Linked DNA regions of Homo sapiens: regions 2 and 3 are each linked to region 1. A link is a loop called in an ENCODE intact Hi-C map of the cell type or tissue named here. Cell type or tissue: OCI-LY7. All regions are shown on one strand. Region 1 has its middle 110 kb from the start of FGF12-AS1. Region 2 overlaps FGF12 (fibroblast growth factor 12). Region 3 overlaps FGF12 (fibroblast growth factor 12).

Evidence for each region. Hi-C counts contacts between places; a loop is a spot of excess contacts. Peaks named below come from ENCODE experiments on the same cell type or tissue, not always from the same donor. Only the 100,000 strongest peaks of a DNase experiment are listed, where the experiment ranks them.
Region 2: a loop joins it to region 1, with 6 times the contacts of the local background. A loop is called at or near these places in 61 of 110 quality-filtered maps.
Region 3: it touches region 1 in a loop (7-fold over the local background); 2 of 110 quality-filtered maps call a loop at or near these places.

The regions. Positions count from the first base shown.
Region 1 is chr3:192,126,908-192,134,907 of GRCh38, reverse strand. No RefSeq gene overlaps it. Among named protein-coding and RNA genes, the nearest start is that of FGF12-AS1, 110 kb to the left of the region's middle. In OCI-LY7, CTCF peaks have their summits at 3,989 and 4,188 (motif pointing left); DNase peaks (open chromatin) are centred at 2,817 and 4,167; H3K27ac peaks cover 1,886 bases.
Region 2 is chr3:192,441,677-192,449,676 of GRCh38, reverse strand. The region is part of intron 2 of FGF12 (fibroblast growth factor 12); the gene reads left to right. Among named protein-coding and RNA genes, the nearest start is that of FGF12-AS2, 69 kb to the left of the region's middle. In OCI-LY7, CTCF peaks have their summits at 446 (motif pointing left), 4,777 and 4,976 (motif pointing right); a DNase peak (open chromatin) is centred at 5,016.
Region 3 is chr3:192,207,925-192,215,924 of GRCh38, reverse strand. All of the region lies in intron 4 of FGF12 (fibroblast growth factor 12), which reads left to right. LOC124906320 (a long non-coding RNA gene) reads left to right here. Exons shown (of 2, transcript XR_007096221.1): 2 at 1-8,000. Among named protein-coding and RNA genes, the nearest start is that of FGF12-AS1, 27 kb to the left of the region's middle. In OCI-LY7, CTCF peaks have their summits at 3,187 and 3,394; a DNase peak (open chromatin) is centred at 3,364.

The DNA of each region.
Region 1 (8,000 bases):
CCTCAACTGCATATTAGAATTACCTGACAACTTCTAAAAAATATACTGAGGCTTAGGCCCCACCCCTAGAAATCCTGATGAAATCAGTTTGGAGTAAAGGCAGGTGATTCTTTCTTGCAGATTTGAGAATCACTCCACTGAATGAACCCTTAATAAACCGTAGTTAACATTTATTAAGTGCCTAGTCAAGGCTGGTTGAAGTCAACTTTCCAGAGAAATTTTAAGTTGTAAATGTGCATGAGAGTTATGAGTAGAAGACTCTCTTATGACAAGGTTTAGACAATTTTAATAGCAGGGGATATTAGATGCTAAGTTTCTGCAATGTCCCTGCCATATTTCAGCATCATGCCTAATCTCCTAGAGGTGTTGTAGTGATATATTTAAAGATTTCTTGATACGGAGCTGGGCCTTGTATTAAGATGTTGCCCAAATATTCAGAGTTGATTCAAGGACAACTTCTTCTGTCTGAATCCAGAGAGATACTTGTTTAAGCAATCGCGTTATGTGAGTGCTTACTTTATGAACAAAATATTTGGATCTGAATTAGGTTAATAAATGTGGCCACCGTCTTGAAATGGTAGCCCCCCAAATTATTAACAGCATATATTTAAAATCTGGACCTTTACAAAAATAAAGTTATATTTTTTGCTTCTGCTGTAATGGTTCACAATGCTACTTTATTTAGTAGTGAGAATATGTTAAGACAGACTTCTCTGTCACTTGGAAAGGAGTTCACTTTCCCCTGACAATATAGTCCTGGCTAAGAATGTCTCTTAGCTCATGAGTAGTCAGATTTATTCTCTTGCATCTGAGCACCCATTCTCAGGACAAAATTAAATTACAATAGCTTTTTTCACACTTTTACTCAGAGCACACTGTCTCCTGCAACCAAAACTGTCACACTTGTGTTTTATTTCTTTTTCTTCGCCCAGCACTACACTCTAAAAACAAAGAGGTAACATATGACTCTTCCTCAATTACATGTACACTGACTGAACCCATTATAAGGAAGAAAACAGAAATCTGTGTCTCCTCCAGAAAGCTAGAAAGCTAGGTAATTCAATAGTGCGTGTTTCTGTATTTTACTATTTAAGTCCATGTACCCTATATTTCTCTAGTCCTTGCCCTTATTCTTTCCAGCAGACACACAACTTGTCTCATAAAATTCCTCGACTTGCTCCAACAATAAGGGAGGGGAAGTCAGAAATTCACCATAGGTTACTCTGAGTTTCACTGCTTAGAACCTGCTGAATGCAAGCAGCATATATCAAAAGAAGATACCTGGTTACCAGGTCACTTTCTCTGCCTTTGTCAGAATGTATGCAACTCTCCTCATGAAAAACCTAGAGAAATTTGCCTCACACTTCCTTTTTTTCCCAAGAAGCATGCTGGAAATTGGGTCAGATCTAGTATTGTGGTCAATTTTATGCGTCAACATGACTGTGCCACAGGGTTCCCAAATAGAAACATTCTTTCTGTGTGTGTCTGTGAGGATGTTTCCAGATGAGATTAACGTCTGAGTTAGCAGTGTCGGTAAAGTAGACTGTCTTCTTCAACGTGGGTGTCCATCATCCAATCTGTTGAAAGCTTGAATAGGACAGAAAAGTGGAGGAAGGAGGAATTTACCCCTTTTGGCTTCCTGCCTATCTCCTTGAGCTGGGACACAGGTATTCTCTTCCCCTAACTGGGATTTGCACCATCAGCTCTCTGGTCATTGAACTTGGGTTAGAATTACACCACCGGTTTTCCTGGATCTCTAGACGGCAGATGGCAGATCATGACACTTTTCAGCCCCCCACAATTGTATGAGCCAATTCCTCATAATAAATCTCCCCTCTCCTCCGTGTGTGTGTGTGTGTGTGTGTGCGTGTGTGCATGTGTGTATCCTATTAGTTCTATTTCTTTGAAGAATCCTGACTAATATACCCAGTATGACCCCTATGGGGTTGATGCCACTTTAGCCATTATTGACTACCTCCCTATATGATGATGGGCTTTTTCAATGGCTTTCCTAGTAACATACTCCTCTGGCACAGGGTCAGGACCCTCCTGACATTTAACTCTGAATTCAGTCCTGAAACAATGCAATCTAGCTGTTCCCACTTCCTTATTCTTTATCCCAGCAATACCCTAGAGGGCTGGGACAAGGTCTTTTGTGAAGTAGTAGGAAGCAATATCTAAGAATTTAGAAAAACTGTCCTCTAAATCTGGTTGCTGTAGGATCTTGAACAATTTATTTCTCCTCTAAATCTCTGTTTCCTCATTGTAAGACAAAGACAGTTTTCAAAGCAGGGATTAATTTGATTGTCTAATATTCCTTATCCACCCTAAAAATCTGTGTCTTTTAATAGATGTGATTTGACCATTTGCATTTGATGTAATTCTTGATATGTTTGGATTTAGGTTTACTGTTTTATTATTTGTTTTCTGTTAGTTATTTCTGTTTTTTCATTTCTCTGTTTCCTGACTTCTTTTTTGTTATTTCACGAAGGATTACAATATATGTATTTAACTTTTTACAGTCTACTTAGAATTAATATTTTACCACTTTTGGCTGAATGTAGAAAGCTTACTACCATTTGGATCACTTTAGCTTCCTATTTATGTCATGATTATATACATACATTGAAATCTCATTTGACAATGTTGTAATTTCTGCTTTCAACTCCCACACACTATTTAGGGAAAAAATCTATTATACTTACCCAAACATTTGCCATTTTCATTGTTGCTTCTTTGTATTTATTTATTTATTTTTTTAAACACAAAGTCTCGCTCTGCTCTGTTGCACTGCAGTGGCACATTCTCGGCTCACTGCAACCTCTGCCTACCAGGTTCAAGTGATTCTTGTGCCTCAGCCTTCTGAGTAGTTTGGATTACAGGTGCATGCCACCACGCTTGGCTAATTTTTGTATTTTTAGTAGAGGCGGGGTTTCACCATTTGGCCAGGCTGGTCTTGAACTCCTGACCTCAAGTGATCTGCCTGCCTCAGCCTCCCAAAGTGCTGGGATTACAGGTGTGAGCCATTGTGTCCAGCCTCCTTCATTGTTAATGTTCCATGTTTCCTTCTTATATTAATTCCCTTCATCCTAAAATCCTAAAGAGCTTTTTTTTTTTTTCACAATGCCTTTAGATCAGGTCTGCAAGGCAATAAATGCCCTTAGTTTTTCTTCTTCTCAAAGTGTTTTTATTTCACCTTCATTCCCGAGGGATACGTTCATTGGGTATAGAATTCTGAGTTGAAAGTTATTTTCTTTCAACACTTCCTTCTGAGCTATGTCACTGTTCTTCTATTGATAACGAATCTTTTTTTTCTGGGTGGCTTCTGGGCTTTTTTCTTTGTCTTTAATTTTTAGCAGTTTGATTACAGTGCTTCTGGGTGTGGATTTGTTTGCTTTTATCCTGTTTGGCATTCACTGAGCTTTTTGAATCTTTATGTCCAGTTCTCTTGCCAATTTGGGGACATTTTTATCGATTACTTCTTTAACTTTTTTCTGCACTGCACTTTTTCTTCTATCCTTCTGGGACTCAAATAACAAAAACACTAGTTTTTTTGTTATTTCCCCACAGATGTCTAATGTTCTGTTAAACTTTTCATTTTTTAAGAAAACTTTCTATGGTTCTGATTAAATCATTTTTATTGATTTTTCTTCAAGTTCATTGATTCTTTCCTCTGTCATCTCTATTCTGCTACTGAGCCTGTCAAAGGAGGGTTTTAAATTTTGTTTTGTTTGTTTCTTGTTTTGAGGGGGAAGTTATTACTGTTGTTGTTATTTTTATAATTCTAAAATCTTCATTTGGTACTTCTTGACAGCTTCCATTTATTTTGTGTACTTTCTATTTTTCCTTTGGTTTCAAGAATCAGATAATTCCAACATCTTTGTTACTTCATATTTATATCTGTTGATTGTCTTTCCCCATGAAAGTTGAGATTTTCCTGATAGTTTACATACCAAAATTTTTTTCATTGTATCCTGGACATTTTGAATATTATGTTATGTTATGAGACTCTGGGACTTCTTTAAATCCTATGGAGAATGTTGACATTTTCGTTTAGTAAGAGTCAGCCTGGTTAGGTTCACTCTTAAGTTCGAATCTGCCTCTCCTGTGTGCTGTGGTTGCAATGCTAGCATAGTCTTCAAAGCATTCGCAGTACTATTTGGATCAGTCCAGTTCATGTGCCACCTAGTGGCCAGTCTCAGACATTGGGCAGTGGTGTATCTTCAGTTCTATCTTTTGTACACTAAATAACATCAGATCCACATGTGCAAGCTTGGGAACGAGTCCAAAATTTATAAACAATTATTTGGAATTGATTTCCTGAGTTTTCCTTTTTCTCCATAACTTTCATACTTTCTGGTTCCTTGGGGTCCTTCTATATCAAGGAAGCCAGGGTTTTAGTTATCCCACTCTGAGGTGCACTTCTGGTGTGCCCACATCCAGGTCCAAACAATGAAAGGACAATCCAGATGGACGACAGTGGTGGTCAGCCTCACTCTCTTGGAACCAAGGATCCTCTGCTGAAGATATGAGACAGGAGTCCCCTTTTATCCATGGTTTGGCTCTTGGCAGTTTCAGTTACCTGTGGCCAATCAAAGCCTGAAAATAGGTGTATACGTGACAACAGGATATACTGAGAAAGACAGAAAGAGACTACATTCACATAGCTTTTATTACAGCATATTGTTATAATTGTTCTGCTTTATTATCGTTATTGTTGTTAATCTCTTACTATGCCTAATTCATAAATTAAACTTTATTGTGGGGTTGTGTAAGAAAAAATACATGGGGTTTGGTACTATTGGTAGTTTCAGGCATGCGTTGGTGGTCTTAGAACATATTCCCCACAGATAAGGGGGGACTACTCTAATAGAAACTTTCCCCACCTAGAATTTTGGCTCCACAGGATTGCATAGGAACTAGGCCATGGGAGAACAGAAAAAAGAAAGAAAAATAAAACAGGACATTTCCACACTCTTTCGGAATATTTTAAGTTCCCTTTCTTGCTTCTTGAGCCAGAACTAGGGAGAACTTCTTAGAAGAAGCCAGAGTTAGGCTTCTCCCAAGCTCTCTCTGCCAACTCCTTTGTGATCACTGCTGTGTTGGTTGTGAGCATTAGAGGAAAAAAATGATAAATTCATCAGTATTTGAATTCTGGGCTTCTTCCCCAGTTTGCCTTCTATTTATCAGAGTCCTCAAAGAGCTGCTCTGTTGCATCTGTCTAGTCTTTATTCAGTGCAGAAGACTGAGTCACCAGTGTTTATTCCATCTTATCCAGACAGGACCCCTGATATTCTTTAAAACCCCCCAAATTTAATGACATTTATTTATATTTCAATTATTTTATCTAGTCAGTTTTCCTGAATGAAAATCTCCCCTTTTCCCCCTCAGAGTTCACTTAACAAATTAAAATATAAAACCTAGGATAAATGAACCTAATATATCAAATATTCCAATACGCTACCAATGCTGTGTGATGTGGGGGAAAAGTGAAATATCCCCATCTAATCCAGTTGACACCTGGATATATAAAATGTGATACAGTATAACTTTCAAATTATAGTTTTTGAAATAATATTTTAAAAAGTAAAGAAGATGTGAAAAACTAATTTAACCTTTCTGTTTAATCCACTGATTCATATTTAGAAATTTGGCCAAAAAATGGCCCTCATCATAGAGCCATCCTACAACTTTCGTTACAGCTTAGTGCTTCAAAGGAAATACAAAAGCTGGCTAACCATAGAAAATGCCTACACCAAAAACTGCTGACCCTTTTTTCCCCCAGCAACACCTACAGCATGACAGAGTAAATGGGGCACTGAGGGGAAAGTCCACAGTGACAGCTATTCATGGTCCATTTCCTCTGTAAATACATAAATGCACTTTACGCACGATTATGTCAGAGACACATTGACTACGAAGTCTGCAAAATTTATTAACAGAAGACTCAAAGAGATTGGGAAAAAAATATTACTTCTCTAATACCTACATAATAATCACCAGGTATAAAATGCCAACAAGAACATGTATACACTGTCTTATTTTGACAGATCCTCCAAAGAAAATATTTTATTATAATTGAGGTTCAGTTCCAAATTTTGGTTTTGTGAGACAGTTTTTAAATGTAGCTAAGGTTTTCTGGACTATATGTAGTCTTTTTTTCTTTTTTAAGAATAAATACAACTGATTTCGTTCCTCTCAGAAAGAATCATGTTACATTTGTACCTAGATGTAATTTGATTCTTCAACTTTTCACACTATTTTATTTCTTTGAGCACAGTCCCCTCTCTTGGACTGTAAGCATTTAAAGGCCTGAAATGAAGTCTGTTTAACTAGATTGGCACAAAACTGAATTTAATAAATTTTCATCAAATTGTTTCAAATATGAAAAAGATCAATCATAAAATTTCAGTAAAAGGTGATGGGATTTTTAAGCTAGTCACATCAAAGAAAAATATCCTGGCAAAACATATTTTAAAGAATACTCATGAAAAATTCATTTTCTGCAAAACGATTCTTGCAAATTAACTATACAGTATGTGACATTTACTGTACTACTGCTCGATTTTTTTCTTCCTTTATTCAAAGTGACTTTACTGGTAGAAAAATGTAAGCCAGTATTCTAAGTGGTGCGTGGGTGTGTGGGAGTCTTCTCTGAGCACATATCTTGTTAATATATAACGGAATATGTGCATATATTTTAACACCCACATAATTTTCTAAACTGCTCTGCTGAAGTCTATACAGCTTATTATCAAGTTAAATGGCTTTCTGCCTGGGACTCTAGTTGAAATCATCTCAAGGCTAAATGTCTCCTTCTGTTGGGTTCAGATTTAATAGGAAGAAAATTTTGGTTATCAAAACCTTCACTCTAGATAAATCTTCACCATTCTATGGTTTTTCAGGAAGCAAAGAATATAGAACAGTGTTGCCCAACAAATATGTATTGGGAGCCATGTATATGATTTAAACTTTTCTAGTAAGCACACTGAAAAGGTAAAAGAAATAGGCAAAATTAATTTTTATAATACAAGATATTTAAGCCAATATATCCAAAAATCATAATTTCAATCTGTAACCAATATACAATTGTTAATAAGAAATTTTGCACTTTCTTTTTTTTTTTTTTTTGGGGTGTGTGTGTCTCGCTCTGTCACCCAGGCTGGAGTGCAATGGCACGATCTCAGCTCACTGCGACCTGCACCTCCAGGATTCTAGTGATTCTCCTACCTCAGCCTCTCGAGTAGCTGGGATTACAGGCCCTCACAACCACACCAAGCTAATTTGTTTTGTATTTTTAGTAGAGACGGGGTTTCACCATGTTGGCCAGGCTGGTCTTGAACTCCTGACCTCAGGTGATCCACCAGCCTAGGCCTCCCAAAGTGCTAGGATTACAGGTGTGAGTCACCGCACCTGGCCTGCAGTCTTTTTTATACTATGGTTTCACAACCTGGTGTTTAGTTTTTTATTTACAGCACTTCTCAATTCAGACTAGCCACATTGAAAGAGCACAGTAGCCACATGTGGCTTATTGGAAGCACAGATTTAGAAAAAAACCCAAAATGAAAACACTGGAAGACACCAGTGAAGTACTCATCCAGCTGCTTATATAATATTTGAATATTACCTTAATTTCCATAAATACTTTTCTGTAATCCAAAATGCTTTCCAAGTCTCAGTACGCTACTTGGTTTGACACCACCTTCCTGCTTCTCTGAGCCTCCTGCAAACGCCACTCTCTTTGTTCTAGCCTTACGGCACACCTTTCCATTATTGAATCTCTACTTGGATGTTTCTACTCAGGTCTGCGGCATTCATTGTTTTCCTCTATACAGAATACAATTTATTTTTGCCATTCTCAATTTAAAAATTGTCACAGCTCCCTGGTTTTTTGATTAACCAACTCCTTTCAGGTTTGAAATTAAATTTATCTTTCTCAGGGAAGATGTCTCTGAGTCTCCAAGAGTTTTCTAAGAGCAGAGGCAGTCCATCATATGAAC
Region 2 (8,000 bases), 310 kb before region 1:
CCAGAGTCAGTGCTGGGTGCAACCGTTTTCTGCTGGGCACTGTTGGTCACCAGATGCTACAAGAACCAAGGGATAGAGAAGCCTTCGTCTGTAGGAATGGGGCGTTGGAGAAACTGCATTCTAGAGGGGTCCAATGCTTAAGAATGCATAAGCCCTGCAGGAAGTGAGCCCTGGCAGGTGCACAGGAGCTTACCCGACAGCAGGGTGCTGTGGAACCTGGGATGCATGGTGTCCACATTGGGAGATCCATGGCAAGATGATCACTGAGCTGAAACTGGGGACGCAAGCTTACCAAGGGGCTTCACATTCTGGGTCTGTGAGCACCACAATTTGTGAGTATTCCCCTCACAAATTAGCTGCTGACGGCCATCCAAAACAAATAACAAGAAAATCAATATAGAAGTAAACTGGAAGCAGGGAGAGAAACCACTTCCTCCAGCACCCTCTAGTGACAAAGCTTAATATTGTGTTTGCTGCAAAGAACAGAGACTTAAAGGGTTCAAGGCCATTGTTGCCAAGTAGGTAATGAAGGATGGATTTGAACTGAGACACAATAAATTGATAACTTGCATAGAGGAAGGGACAGATCCCCGCAGGTATCGGAAGGACTGAATGAGATTTGATTTTAAAAGCCTTTGTGTACACTAAAACAGAATACAAAAATATACTGTTGCTATAGTTATGATTCACTGTAATTAAACATGATACTGACATAAATGTACAGTGCCAGAGTTGGATCAGACTGATTCTGCTGCAGCAAGTCTGCTGTTCTTGTTTTTAGGGAATTTATTTTAAGATTATATTTGGGAAATATTGCACCTGAATTTAAACTTATTTGGGTCTTCTAAGCTAAACTGTATGGCATATTGGTGGCCATTCATCAGTATAAAAAATAATATTTATTGAAATCTAATGATATGCCAGAATACATTTACTCATGCTGATATTTATATTACTGGCCCTGTTTTTAAAATGAGGAGCTGAGGTAAAGTAGTTTTCTAAGACCATACAGAAGGAAATAATCCAGGAATCAGTTCCAGGTTTTTCAGATTCTACAACCTGTGCCTCTAACTTAGAATTGAAGCATAGTATCACTCAAGCCTAGTATACTGTCAAAGTGCCGTCACTTGGGCAAAATGCATATTTGCTTTGGACCTTTCATGTCTCTGTCCTGCTTACAGTTCTGGTATATTGTTACCCCTCCCTCCCAATTTTCAGGGGGATGTTTTTCTTTTATATTTAGTTGCTTTTCAATAACTCACACATTTGACACTAGGAGTAAATAATAGATAAGCAGAAATTGATTTAGAGTTGGTTGTCTAGCTCTAACATCAGAAAATGAATTTTTTGCAGAGTGCAGAACAACTAAGGCATGTTCAAAAGAAAACAGTTTTCCACATCCTTGGTAGATTTCTGCAGCTCATTTCATTAAGAGGTGTTTTATGCTAACAGTATGACTAGACTGAAGCATGGCTAATAACAGGAACTGAATTTAATAGCTGCAAGGTAGAAATAACCCAAGTGTCCTTCCGTGGCTTGGATGGAGTGTAGTACATATAAATGTGTGCTTATATGTGTATGTGTATACACACATATATATATGAAAATACTTTGAAGAAATGAAAATGAATAAACTACTTATACAAAAGCTTGGATGAATTTCAAAGACATAACATTGGGCGAAAGAAGTCAGGCAAAAAGGGCTGTGAAGTTCAGAAACTGGCGAAACGAATTTATGGTGCTAAAAGTCAGAATGATAATTACCTTTGGGGGTATTGCCTGAGAAGGGACATATAGGAGACTTTGGGATGCTGCTGTGTCAAATACTTGATCTGCGTGGTAGCTATGTAAGAGTAGACATTTGTCAGTTTCATAGAGAAAAGATTTGTGTGCTTGATCTATGTAATATTTTCAATAAAACATTTATGGGTAAAACTTAAGTTTTTAAAAATGGGAAAATGATAAGTATACTGTGTAATGGTAAAATGATTTAATGTTAAGTAGTCATTACGTAAGTTTACTAAAAAATTTTACGTGATGAGAAAAGAGTGCTTAGGTTACAGCGTTGAGAGGAAACAGATTAGAGTCCAAGTCTGAATGCACTGTATTATTGCCACTATGTAAACCAAATGTCTAGAAAATTTGTAGAAAAAAATGCATCAAATGTTAGCAGTACTACAGAAATGGGTGATTTTTCTTTTTACTTCACTAAGTTTTTTCAGATTTCCTGCAATAAACGTATAAACACTTTTAATAATCAGCTGTACTAATTATTGAAAAAAAATGAGTATTTGGAGAGCGTCTTCATCTTTAAAGACCCCAATGTTTCCCATTACCTAATGCTCAAGTACTCTAGAAAATGGCACCAATCTGAGTCTGTATCCTGGATTCTCCCTCCTTCTACAAATATTCCCTGTGCCTTGAGCAAATTGGGTTTTCTCTTTTGTTGTTGTTAATTCATTAAACAGTTTTCAAGCATCGGTTATCAGCCAAGCACTCTAGGAACACAGCAACAAATGAGTGGCTGTGATTTCCTTTCCCTTGATTACTATTTCCTCTACTGGGGAAGACAATAAATAAGCGATTGTCTTAAAGACTGATTAGGTTGAAGATGGGAAAAAATTAAGAGTATTAGGAAAGTTTATCTACAAGGGAGATCACATCCAATCTAAAGGTGCAGTATTATTGCTGCTAAAGTTTTGTTTAAGCAAAGACTAAAAAGATGAATAGAAATCTGCCAAATGTAAAAGGACAGGACACGTGATGGTGGACGGGAGTGAGAACGAAGGATTAGGGATCTCAGGAAGACTGAGGAATTGTTGGGAAGTGGTGGAAGAAAATACTGTAGGACAGGAGGGAGGTGAGTCAGAGTTGGATGTTTCAGATGAAGATTTCAGAGGTGGTGTATGTCCATGTTTGCCTTGGATGCGAGTTGTGAGGCAGGATGGAGGAAAATATTATTCAAGGTGAGGATGCCGGTGGTCTGACGGCTGGTGCTGGATGCGTTACACATGTAGATGCTGACCTCACTGGAAAGACAATGGAGAGGAGTAGAAAGGAAAGACCATCTCTGTTTGCTGACTACTGTCAGACTATGCATCTTTAAAGACCCACGGGAAGCAGAACTTCTACGAGGCCATCTGTGAATTGCCCAATTTGATACATGTTGTCATTCTTTTAATTCCATAGCATCTAATGGTTCATTGCATAACTTGGTGCTCAACGAGCATTTGCTTAATTTAATGCTTCCGTGATACATCACTGTTAGAAACGGATGTGTTGAGCTAAATGAACTGTGTGTTTAACCTGCATCTATTGTTATGTTCCAACAGTTCAGGCAAACTGAATTGCCGATTCTGAAAGCAGTTTTGTTGAGAGAATACCAATCTATGTTTTTCACTTGGTATACAGCCATATAGTTTAGAAAGAATTTCCCTGTATTTGTGCTAAAAGGGTAAAACTATAGCTTTTTAAGTAGTCACTTAATGTTTATATTTCTGTTCAGTGTCTGGGTATAGTCTCACTTTTCTGTAGATAAACTTGCAACTTCAAATGACAGGCATGAATTCGAGACAGATGTCTCCCATGTCTGGAATCAAGACAAATTATATCACTTGGCTGTCACAAAGAATGCCTCTTTTGACGTTATGGAGCAATTTGTTTAATGACACAATTGCTAGGCTGTGGAACAGATGACTGTCTCCTTTGTTGCTTAGAATTCCTGGGGCACTGCAGAGAGCCAAGCAGTTGCAAAATGATTGGTGTGTCTGGATAACTCTGCAGTCACGGTGCCTGAGTGGCAGAGGAGAGGAACAACTCTGTTCTACTGGTGGCAGCTGTTCTGCCACTTTAGGGAAGGTGGGAGGTTTGTTTTCTGGTGGCCGTGCTGCCAATCTTTTTGCTTGGCTAATTATTTGAATCCATAGGATTCCAAGAGCAAACTCATAAGAGTTTGGGATGAACTCTTTAAACCTTGCCACGTGCAAAACGCTGCTGCATGTATTCTGAAAGCCCATGGAAAGAGAAGCGTGAGAGACCCCCACCTTTCAGAATTTCTAGGTGAAGATATGGATCTCTGATGAGCTAAAATAGGAAGGTGGAGTAAAACGACCCCTGGATAAGGATGTTCTTGGGGTGAAGGACTCAGGAAAAGGCATCTGTTTGAATTTTCTAGAATAAATTGGGAAAGCTTTCTAGATGAGATGCTCTAGGAAGCTGGGCTATAAAAAACTAGTAATAGTGTAATTTGCAAGAACAATGGCAATTCTATTCCTAAATTGCTTAATTCCTGGATTCAATGAAGAAAGCAGTGGGGTCTCTAACTGGAGCGCACAGTGTGCAAGAGAATCAACTAGATGCTAACCTCAAATGCCCCTTCCTGGGATTCAGCCCCAGAAATTCTAATTCAGTTGATGTTGGGTAGGGCCTAAGAAGCTGCACTTACAACAAAAAAGTATAGGTTATTTCAATGCAAATGTCTATAAATCACACTCCTCTGTGAATTGCTGGTGTTAAATATGAAAAGGTAACTTGTTTTTGCAAAATGGATGGTAGTTTCAAAGATAGAAGAGATTCTTCAGGAAAGATTTAATGGAAGAGTAGTAATTAGTGCTCTGCTTTAAAGCATGGTGGAATTTACTGCCCAGATACTATGTAAATTTTAACTTGAATGCAATCTGCATAATTAGTGCTCTTTTTTCTTTCTTTAAATTTCTGTTACAAATCTTTTATTTAAAGAAGCGAAGCTACTGTTGTCCTTCACCTTAAATTTTACCTGAGGACGGATTCACCGTACAGATATTTCTCCTGCTACTCAGAGAATCCCTAAGATAGAGAATTCATGAATTCAGGCTTCGCTTCACTGACTGGAAGGTGTTCAAGCCATTTAAAAATACAATTCTCTTAAACGTGTTTTGAGAGCTAAGCCGAAACACAGTCTAATTCGCAGAGGGAAGCAATTTCCCTCATGTCCACGAGGTGGCGCTCGCCCACCACTCCTGGCCTCCTGTGCGTAGCAAGCAGGGCTGTGATGGTGTCTAGAAGCTGAGAGAATCTGGGGAGATCCTGTCAGCATTATGGCATAGGCTTGTTTGAATTATTCTTAGAACATAGAATGACAATATACTCTGCTTTTTTCCCCACTGGTTCCAGTCTTGTCTAATGCTGAAGGTCACATTATCTTGTTCCAGAAGCAATGTTAGGATCAATTGGCTAACTAGAAGAAACAAAGACAGTTTCACAGAAAGGCAAGATAAAAAAAAAGACAAAAGGAACAAACAAAGAGGGCTGAGTCAAAAGCATGGAATCCTTCTAATAAACCTACTGAATGGGAAATGTTGGAAGGTGTGAAGAGAGAAGGAAATTGTGGCGGATGATGAATTCAGGTTTGAAAAAAAGTGAGCTCAAATCTTTCTTCTCCTTTTTTCAAGGTCAGCTGTCAAGGTCAGACCGGAGAGAACTGGAGGGGATATGGGTGATGTCACACACTGTGGCAGGCTGGGCGTTGGTTTTAGGGCTTGGCTACGGAACTCAAGGCGGCCAGACTGATGGTCATTTTCCTATTTCTTCCTCACAATCAACTCGTTAAAGTCCATGCAAATGTCTGTGGTTTGGTGAAGAATTATTACTTTATTATGGCACTATAGGGACTTCCGGAACTCTGAGAATCCATGGTCCTGAGTTGAGAGGAGGTCTGTAAGTCCTGGATAAGCCCAGTGCCTGACATTGGGCCAGCATTGCACCTTGCAGCGCCAGTGCTTCTCAGCCACTCTGTTTGAGCTCTCTTGTTGCTACCTGCCCCACCTGCTATTCTCCTGGTTCCCATAAGCTACAGAACCTTGTGTGTGCATCATGGAGCAGAACTTGACCATGATGGGGAATTTCCATCCTGGCTTATTTTGTGTGAAGCAAATAAATAATTGTGAAAAGGGTAAAGCAAAGTCCAAATGAAAATGCAGATTTTGCTGAGCTGGAAATCATCTTTAAATTTTTTTGCTTGTTTTCATAACTTATAAGGTATATTGAGAGACATTTTGAACTCAGGTCTTAACCGAAATGTTATTTTAAATATTGAGCCAAAACAAAATTATTAGCTGTAAGTTTTGAAGCAGAATGCTGATTATGTTGCAACTGCTTTTCAAAATCTTCAATGGCCTGAAAGATACAGTTAAATACTAACCTAGGTATTCAAAGCTCTCCAACAACCTTTCCAGCCCTACTTATTACTACTGTCCTGCAATACTTAAGTTATTTATATTTTTATAAAATATCTATCTTCTATATTATTATCCACATTTAAAATCTGTATGTAAGAGCAGAAAAGAATATTCCATTCTATCACAACTCAGTTGTGGATATAGGAGCTACAGTGACACAATTGTACAAAGCAGTGAAAACCTCACTTAAGGTTATCTCTGAATACTATGATGTTTACGTATTTTCCAAAGAGGATGGATATGCTTGAAAATGTCTGAATTTCTCTGTGTTGTATCAACTGAAATCCAGTCTTCCCAAATAAAACTCCTTCTTTCAGCTTAATCAAAGATCTTGTTAATAAAGATGGAAGACACGGCCGGGCACGGTGACTCACGCCTGTAATCTCAGCACTTTAGGAGGTTGAGGCAAAGTGGATCATGAGGTCAGGAGTTCAAGACCAGCCTGGCCAAGATGGTGAAACCCCGTCTCTACTAAAAATACAAAAAATTAGCCGGGCATGGTGGCAGGCACCTGTAATCCCAGCTACTAGGGAGGCTGAGGCAGGAGAATCGCTTGAACTCGGAGGGCGGAGGTTGCAGTGAGCCGAGACTGCGCCACTGCACTCCATCCTGGGTGACAGAATGAGACTCTGTCTCAAAAAAAAAAAAAAAAAGATAGAATACATGTGGCTCCCATTTCTCTATCTGAAAACAATAACAGGTTCTTTAGCTAGGGCTCATCTCAGTTACCAGGCAGCATTATTTTGGTACCATCTGAATAAAAGAATTCATGTAAATACTGAGATTTTGGGTTTACTGAAGGTTAATTCAGAATTGATTACATACACCAGTGTGATGATATTCACATTTCTTTATCATCTTCTCTCCAAAGAAAAACATGTGTGTAATCTTGACTTCTTTTCTCTGTCCCAGATAGACAGTACATCTGTAACTTGTTTGGGCATCTTCAGATTCTTTTCCCTCTGGCACCTAAAACTTATAGAATCCAACTAGACTCACCAACATCTTAGTCTGTCTTGAGTCTATTATCTTTTCTTTTATAATATTGCTGATTTCACTTAATTGTCTCATGCATTTATTCAATTAATAATCAGTAGATGTCCATACTGTGCCAAGCCCAGTGCTATACTGGAAGCAGCTTTCATCCACAAACCATTGTTTTTCACTATATAGTCAGTGCGCAATGCAGTGTAGTAAACACTGGATATATATCAGCCCAATGAATGCACAGACATACAGAGGTGAACAAGAGACATGTGTTCCCTGCCCACTGAGCTTGAATACAAGGGTCATGTCACAGACTTCTTTGAATCATTCACCTCTGGCAGTTTATTTTGCACTACAGGTCCTCTGTCCTCTGTCTCTAGTTGGTCGTCCTGTGGGCAAAAGAAAGTCTCACTCAACAATGCTCTAATTTTGATCTATATAGTTACTGTAAATCAAAATTAGGCTTCTAAAATGTATGTACAATTGTTGGCATTAAAGTGAGTCAGCAGCAATAGCAGTTTTATTATTGTCGTTCTAAGGGAAACTTAAGCTATAATGAGTTCATCTAACCTAGAGAGTAAAATTCTGGTACAAGTATGGACCTTGGGATTACAAACAGGAAAATTCTGTAATGGATGAAATTGTTCACTGGGAAACCAGGCCAGTCTTTGAGAGGTAATTGGTACCTTTCCGTATCTGCTCACAAGATTCTGGCCTTAGAATTGCTAAGGACTCACTTGTTAAACAATTGTGTTTCCTAAAGTGGAATTTCTCTTGCTATCTCTTGGACAAGAAGAA
Region 3 (8,000 bases), 81 kb before region 1:
AGCAAAGTGAAGAAGGAGGAGTCTTAAAATTAATTCCTGTGAGGAAAGAATAATAAAAAGCTGGACGTTAGATGAGACTTTTAGGGAAACTAGAAAGTTGTTTTTATGTCATTGAAGAATTATATCAAAGAAATGGCTTTGTTTTATATGTCTACCACCAGTAAAAGATTGGCAGAATTTCTTCTACAGGGGAAAAAGGTTTTGGAGGAAATAAGAGAGAGCAGTCTAATCTGTACAGAGATGGCTCTGAGCTATTTGGAGAGACAATGAGAACTTCCTAACAGAAGACCTGCTAGGAGATAATAGGTACAGAGTCGGCAGGAGTGTTGTGGAGAAGCTGTCAGCCTTAAAGTAGTATTGAATTTATGGCTTTTTGGCCTTTAAGACCCATATAACCATTAGCCAAGCACTTACATTTGGGCCCAATGCTACAGATAATGTGTAGTAAGTAAAAATCTTAACTGAAGAAGCACCATTGCTCCAATGAATAATTGCCATGTGAGGTCCATCAATTATAGTGCTAAGGTTTAGCAACCAGCAGTAGTGGTGTGAGGGTAAGAAAGACTTCTTTAAATTGCTGGGTGATGAGTACCAAGTATTTCTCCTCTCTCCCTTCTTCATTGGCTCAGAAAAACAGACTCTGAGACAGAGATTAGTGCAGAGTCTAATGGGCAGGTGGGGGTTATTTGAGAATGAAAATGATATCAACACCTTCGAGGGAAAGCCAGGAAAGGGAAGACAAGGAAACAGGATTCAGCAGAGGGAATTGTGAGTAAGGATGAAGCTTTGATGGGAGAACACAGCCATTCACTCCTGTAGAGAGTTCGGGAAGAGCCGATGACAACGTAAGCATCCTCTGATTTAGGCTGAAGAGGATTGGCCCCTATACCTCCATGTCGATTAGTCATTGTAAGGCAGCTCTCTTAAGCAGATCTGGGGGGAGCTGAAAGCATGAAGAATTTCTTCCAGCAGTTCTCCCAGCAGCTGTGGAATAAATTCATTCCTAAGGAGGCAACTGGGTTACATGTGAGAGTACCTAAAACAATTGTTTTCATGTAACTACATTTAAGTTGACAAATATTATTCTTTACATAATGCAAGTTCCTAAAATCATTCTTCTCCAAACATTCTTATGTGATCAAAGATGTGTGTGCTATTTAGCTTCATCCTAATGTTGATATTTAAGACAGCTGTTGGCCTTGGACTAACAATGCTTATGAGTTGGCATTTTTAACAACTTTTAACATGTCAATTACCAATTTGCCTTCTCCATGCTTATTTCTGCTCGTGGGTAAGTTGCTTCATCATAACAACTGAAACTATGTGGAACACAGGAAAATGTGACTGATCTGGAAGCCAGTTTGTAGTTAGAGCTCCTTTTTTCTACTGTAACACACATATAGACCTATTTGGAGCATCTGATGATGGTGACCTATGTGTCACTTGTCTCTTCTCATTCCACATCTTCTGTTAGCAAAAATATTTGACAGTACCATTACCTCCCCCAGGAGAACATTTGCAAATAAAAAAGTAAAACACACCAAGATTCATGGAAGAAATGTTACTGTGCTTACTCAGAGATTCACTGTTATTATTTCTAGCTTTGGTTCTGGGTTCTCTCATTTATTAAACATGAAATATTGAGAAAATATCTTGCCTTTTCTGGCTCTGAATTTCCTAAGCAGTAAAATGAGTATAACACTGATCTCACGTGGTTATTGTGAAGAATAAACAAAAATGAATTAGTAAATGTAAAACGTGACACACAATCATATAGTTTCTTGGTAAATGTTACAGTTCCCGTCTCTGTCGAAGGAAAAGCATCTTCTAGATTGAGAAATGACCTAATTCAGTTTGGCATTCTAGTAACGAGCGTTATAATATTTGTAAATTACATGGACACACAGGGAGAAAAGTAACAGTTTTTTAAAAAAAAGCCCCTCCCTTTTCTTGACTTGGGTCTTTCATGCCCTGGTACTCCAGGAAGTTCCCCAACCCTGGAATCAGAGCTCACTCACAGTCAAATGCCCACAGCTTCCACAACGGTCAGTGAAACTGAAAGCTGCATTGGAATAAATGGGCCACGAAGATCCAATCTATTGAGAGTCACCACAGCTACATGAAATAAGGAACAATTTGGCTGAATCACAGGCCTGTGAGTAGTGTGAGCTGTGTTCAATCTATCTGTTGAGCCACGGAGAGAGACAGTTCTTATGGTTCTTCAACTCTCTGGAGGATAAACTCCTATAGTGATAGAAACTGTAACTTCCTGAAATGAGGCAGTTAAAATGAAGTAAAATGAGAGCTAGACTGGATCTAAGACTTAGTCTTGCCCCTTCTAAGCTGGGCGATCTCAGATAAGTCACTTGACTTATTTGAAAACTGTATCATCATCACTATAGTGGAAAAATAATACTTACTCTGGAAATGGCTGTGCGAATGAAATGAGATGCATATTTATAAATGAGAAAATAAAATGATATGAGCATTTATCAATTTAAAGAGCTTAATTCATGTCTGGAAATAGTGTTATTGGATTTAGAGTTTCAAACAAGTAGAAGGTGTTCCCTCTTAAAAGGGTAATTCCTATTCTGATTCATCCAGAGCTCCCTACTGACTACAAAAGCAGCTTCCAAAAAAAAGGGAAAAAAAAAAGAATTGGAGACGCTTTCAGATAACCAAGACTTAGAAATAGGCAGATGCTCTCCTTCGCCTTCAGCTGCTCTGGCGCTCGCTTGCTGGGACAATTGTGCTTACAAGGGGGAAGGAAGAGTGACAGCACACAGCGTTTTCTTGCCCAGAAGCGTAAGCACGTTCTGTGAGGAACCTTCTTGTGCAGAACTGTAGACATTGATAAAGATTGGCACATCATAACCTGACAAGTTTTGCTGCAGGAAGAACATGGGACAAAGACCATTGGTACCATTGCACTTCTGGGACTGGCACGAGACAGATAGCTCTGACAAGAGCAGCTGCCACTCCAGACAGGGTGTTTGATTTTTGTGTGTTTCTCTTTATTGTATTACACATCACTGATGCTAACGAGATTGTCTCCACCAAAGCTCAAGGACCAGCTTTTGAAATTATCAACAGAAATTACCAAGTTATCTTTTTATTTCTTTTTTTAACCCCCCCCCCATTTTTGTGAATTTTAATGTTGAGAAGAAAATATGAGAGATTCTCAGTCTCCAGGATGCCACAAAATGAGGCACATTATTTATGACTGTTAAATGACAAATCCTGAAACTGCTTTGAGTCCAGGCAGGATAAAAGGTTTATATTAAATGTGACCTTTGAGTTTAATGGTATCTAGCAGAAACCTTCATTTTGACTGTGCAAATTGTGCTATAAGTTATTAGCCCAGTTTACTGCATTTTCACACAGTGGAGTATAGGGGGCAGACAGACAGCAGCAAATATATATGTATTTCTTTTCACCTACCATCTTCTAAATAACAAGTTATTTAAACTTAACCATTCTTCTCCCCACACCGTTTTACATAACACATTTAATACATTTTTTTTTCCTGAAACTAACTGCCTGAACTAAATCAGAGTTGACGTTTTATGGGAAATCTCTTCCCTACACTGTCCTCAGTTTTCATAGCTGCAAAATGACAGTGTTCGTATTCATTATCAATATATTTGTTTCTAGCTTTAAATCTTCACTATATAACCTTCCTGTTTTTATTGTCTATGAAAGAATAACTGTTAATCATGGCAACAACTCAGCGGTTTGCAGCCAGATAAGTGATTGGAAGAGCAATCAACTTCTCAGAGATTTCAGTATTTAAAGGTAGGCCCTGCTGTGCACGTCTGTATAAGTGACAGTGTTGCAACACAGAGAGGATGCATTTGAAAAAGAAGTTAGGCAAAACAGAAGTTAAATTGCAAATACATGTTGTTCAAGTTGCACAATGGGCTATTTGGGAGAACGCTATAGGCTGTTTAACATTCCTGTGTTTAATGTGGGAGAGACTTCACTTTGTAGCAAGAGTCTAAACTTTCGTGTTTTCCTATTTCTTCTAAAATATGCAATTATGTAGGATTTATTATGTTATTTGAAAGGGAAAGCTATTTTGTATTATGTCTTTTTTAAAGCATTTAAAAATGACCATGCAGCAGATCTAATACCTTCTTTAAAATGTATTGTTAAAATAACAATATTTTACAATATTTTTATGTTTACAAAAAATAAAGGCCAGTCACGGTGGCTCACACCTGTAATCCCAGCACTTTGGGAGGTTGAGGCAGGTGGGTCACCTGAGGTCAGGGGTTCATGACCAGCCTGGCCAACATGATGAAACCCCGTCTCTACTAAAAATACAAAAATTTAGCTAGGCGTGGTGGGGGGCACCTGTAATCCCAGCTACACGGTAGGCTGAGGCAGGAGAACTGCTTGAACCTGGGAGGCGGAGCTTGCAGTGAGCCGAGATTGCGCCGCTGCACTCCAGCCTCGGCCACAAGAGCGAGGGTCCGTCTCAAAAAAATAAACAAATAAATCACAATATTGTGGTATCACACACTAAACCGCCATTGATTTTTTCATGTCCAGGATTGATCTTCTCTTCTACTATGCTCCATCCAAAGTGTTCTCCTTTGTCGTTAATGGCAACTCTACCCTTTTAGTTGCTTAAAAACCACCACAACTCTCAAAAGCATCCTGGATTCTTCTCTTCTTTTATATCCCACATATAATATTTGAACATTGTCATGGCTCTGTTTTTTCAATTATATGCATAATCTGACCATTTCTCACCTTGTCCAGAGTGCCCCTCAAATCCAAGCTTTCAGTCCTTCTCCTCTGGAATACTGTAATATCCTCCTTAGTGGTGGGAATCCACCATTGCACCCTTGGAGCCTAATCCAAACAACAGGAAGAGTATCCTTTCGAGATATGAGACATTATGTCATACCTCTGCTTTAAACCTTGCAATCTCTCCTGTTTTCACAATGGCTTACAGGATCTAACCCATCAATACATCTCTGACTTCTCTCCTGTTGTTCTTCTCGTTGCCTCCAGCCACCCTGGCCTCATCACTGTCTTTGGTCTCATCTACCTTGATGAATTTATGAACTTCTTAAAATTGCCACATTCTTTCTCACAACACCTTACCCCCATTTATATTCTAATAGCACTCATTTCCTCCAATATAATATTTATTACATGACTGTCTCTCTCTTCTACTCTCGTTAGAATATAAGCTCCGCGATGGTAAAGACTTTTATCTCTATTCCTTGCTATATCCGATATGTAGAAATTTAATTTAATTCTATGACAAATACCGAGGTCAAACAGAAGTGCTGCAATTGTCATTTATGTTCAAGTTCATAAAATCCTAGGTTACTGTGTAACTTTCTATTCTTCCATCTCTTTTCTGTGTACTCTATGTTGACTTTCCTAGAATTTTATTAAACTAGTTATACCCTTCTTAGAGCTCCAGCCAAAGCCCCATATATTACCAGGTCTGTCCACCTTTGTGGGGACATGAACTACTCTTGGCTCTGTGTGAGCTCCAAGAATTATCTGGCTTTTTTCTTGTGTATTTTTTTTCTCCCATAGCCTTGGGTAGTTTCCTCTCACACATATGCAGGTCAGTATTCGTCTAAATTACTGACTTCTTTTAATCTGATACACTGACACCCAACTTCTAGCCACCTTGCCTCCCCTGGCTCCCTGAAATCCAGTTTCTGTTTCCTCAGCTCAGTGAATCTCCTTGGCTGTTTGTGTTCTTTCTTTCTGTGCCGCTGTCTAGACATTTCCTTCTGGGGCAATGCTCACTATGTTTTTTTCTCTCAAGGATCACAGTTGTACACTGCATGTTTCCCAACATCTGAAAATCATTGTTTCATATATGGTATAATTTTTGGTTGTTTAAAGTGGGAAGTTAAATCTAGTCACTGTTACTGCACCATGGCAAAAACAGAAGCCCAGTGAAAAACTATGAAAGCTATTTTTTTTATCTTTAATCAAAGGAGCACGTAAGTGAGTCAGGTAGTGAATGGTATACAACATGTGACTAATGTTCACGTGTAGAACCTGCAAGTTATCAATAGGAAAGCAATACATTTTAAGTCAAGAACGTTTGGTTTCTGGCTGTACCAACTGCTGTTGTTTGACCTGAGGCAGATAGCTCAACCTTAATTTCATCATCTGTTTGTATGGGAAATGGAAGTCCTTCTGCTTTATTACAGAGTTACTTCAAAGATTAAATGTGGTCACAGATATAAAAATTCCTATCTCTAAAATCCTGTATCCTATCTCTAAAATCCTGTACTGATGTGAGGGGATATTCTTATTTGCATCATCATTATTTGTGAAGCTAGAAAATTCAGAATGACAAAACACTTCACCTTAATTCATCTTGTGCATGTTTATCCTGATAATTTATGTAGACAAGAATACATTCTCTTTTGATATAACCTGTGTCAGCTAAGATTAATTTTCACTTTAAACAAACTAAAAGTGGTTTAAACAAGGCAGAAGCTTGTTCTATTATAAAAAGGGATCTGAATGTCTACAGTCCATAGCTAGCACAGGATTCCCAGAGGACACTAGGAACCCAGCTTTCTATTTTTCTGTTTTCCCATCCTCATTGATAATTTTCATCACCTCTTGATTCAAGATGGCTGCTGGAATTCTAGCCATTACATCCACATTTCATGATGATGATGAAAATGATGATGATGGTGGTGGTGGTAGTGGCAATAGCTGGAAGAAGTAGGGGAGAAAATGTTTTCCTCTAAGCCAAATCAACTCATTTAAATCAGCTTTTCTGAAAGTCCCATAATATATATTCATTTATATCATATTAGCCTTAATTTAGTCAGATGACTACATATAGCTACAAGGAAGAATGGTAAATATTGTCTAACTTTTTAAGTAATGTAGCCAAGTATAAAAACGTGTGTTGTTATCAAACACATTAGAAAAGAATGAATACTGAAAGACAGTTGTCAGTTTCTGCCACATGCTTTTATCAACAAGGAATTCTCTGAACTAGTTCAACTGAAGGTACTACAAGGAACACTAATACTACACTTTATGCCGAGTGAGACACTTATAGACAGTAGCTAAGTTAGATACCTCTCACGTGGCAACTGAGAAGCATTTGGCTCAAATTGAAATTTGTCTATTTTGAAAAAGTAAATTCACTACAAAGGAGTTGCTCCCAGTAAAGATAGGTCAAAGAATGCTCTGAAAGCATTCCTCAAAGAGGGTTCCCAACAGTGTTTTTTGTTTTAAAATTGAAATTATTCTACATTTATTTGCATTCTGGAAGTGACTCCGTTGATATTAATAATGTATTCTCGTGAAATATCTATTCACAAGAAAATTCAATATAATGAGATTAAAATAGTTTTTCTTTTATAATTTGGTGTATATATATAAAATATCCAAATTACAACATGTTCTTTAATTTATGTAGCAAAGGACATAGTTCATCTGATGAGAAACTGTGGACAGAGAGAAGCACTTAACATAAAACTATGTATGAGATTCAGGCTTAAAGACAATAGAGGTTCTTATTCAGTGGCTAAACAGCTGTATTTCTAGCTATTTCTATTAATCTGACTACTCATATTGTCACACTCCCTACAGTGTTTTGAGTTATGGTGGCTGAAATTTGTGAAATGCATTCTATGGAATATCGTAACAGACATTCTTCTTATTCTAGTTTCTATAAATCACATCGAAGTGCTTTTATAAATCAAATTTCCTTTTTCATTGAAAAATGATAACTTCAAACATTTTATTTTCATCCATGAAGATTTTTAATAAGAACACTTGAAAGTACATCTTTAGGATTTTCTTGACTTTCTCCGCCTCTATCAAGTAGCTAATGAGCTGTAAAGGGATGCCTAAATGCACTAAGAAACTTGCTATTTAGAGGAACTCTGGGATCCTAAAATGAATCCTTTTATGAAGCAGAGAATGTTTCTGCAGTGGAAATAATTACCCTGTAATTTATCTGGCCCTAAGTAGGATTTTCCTCTGCT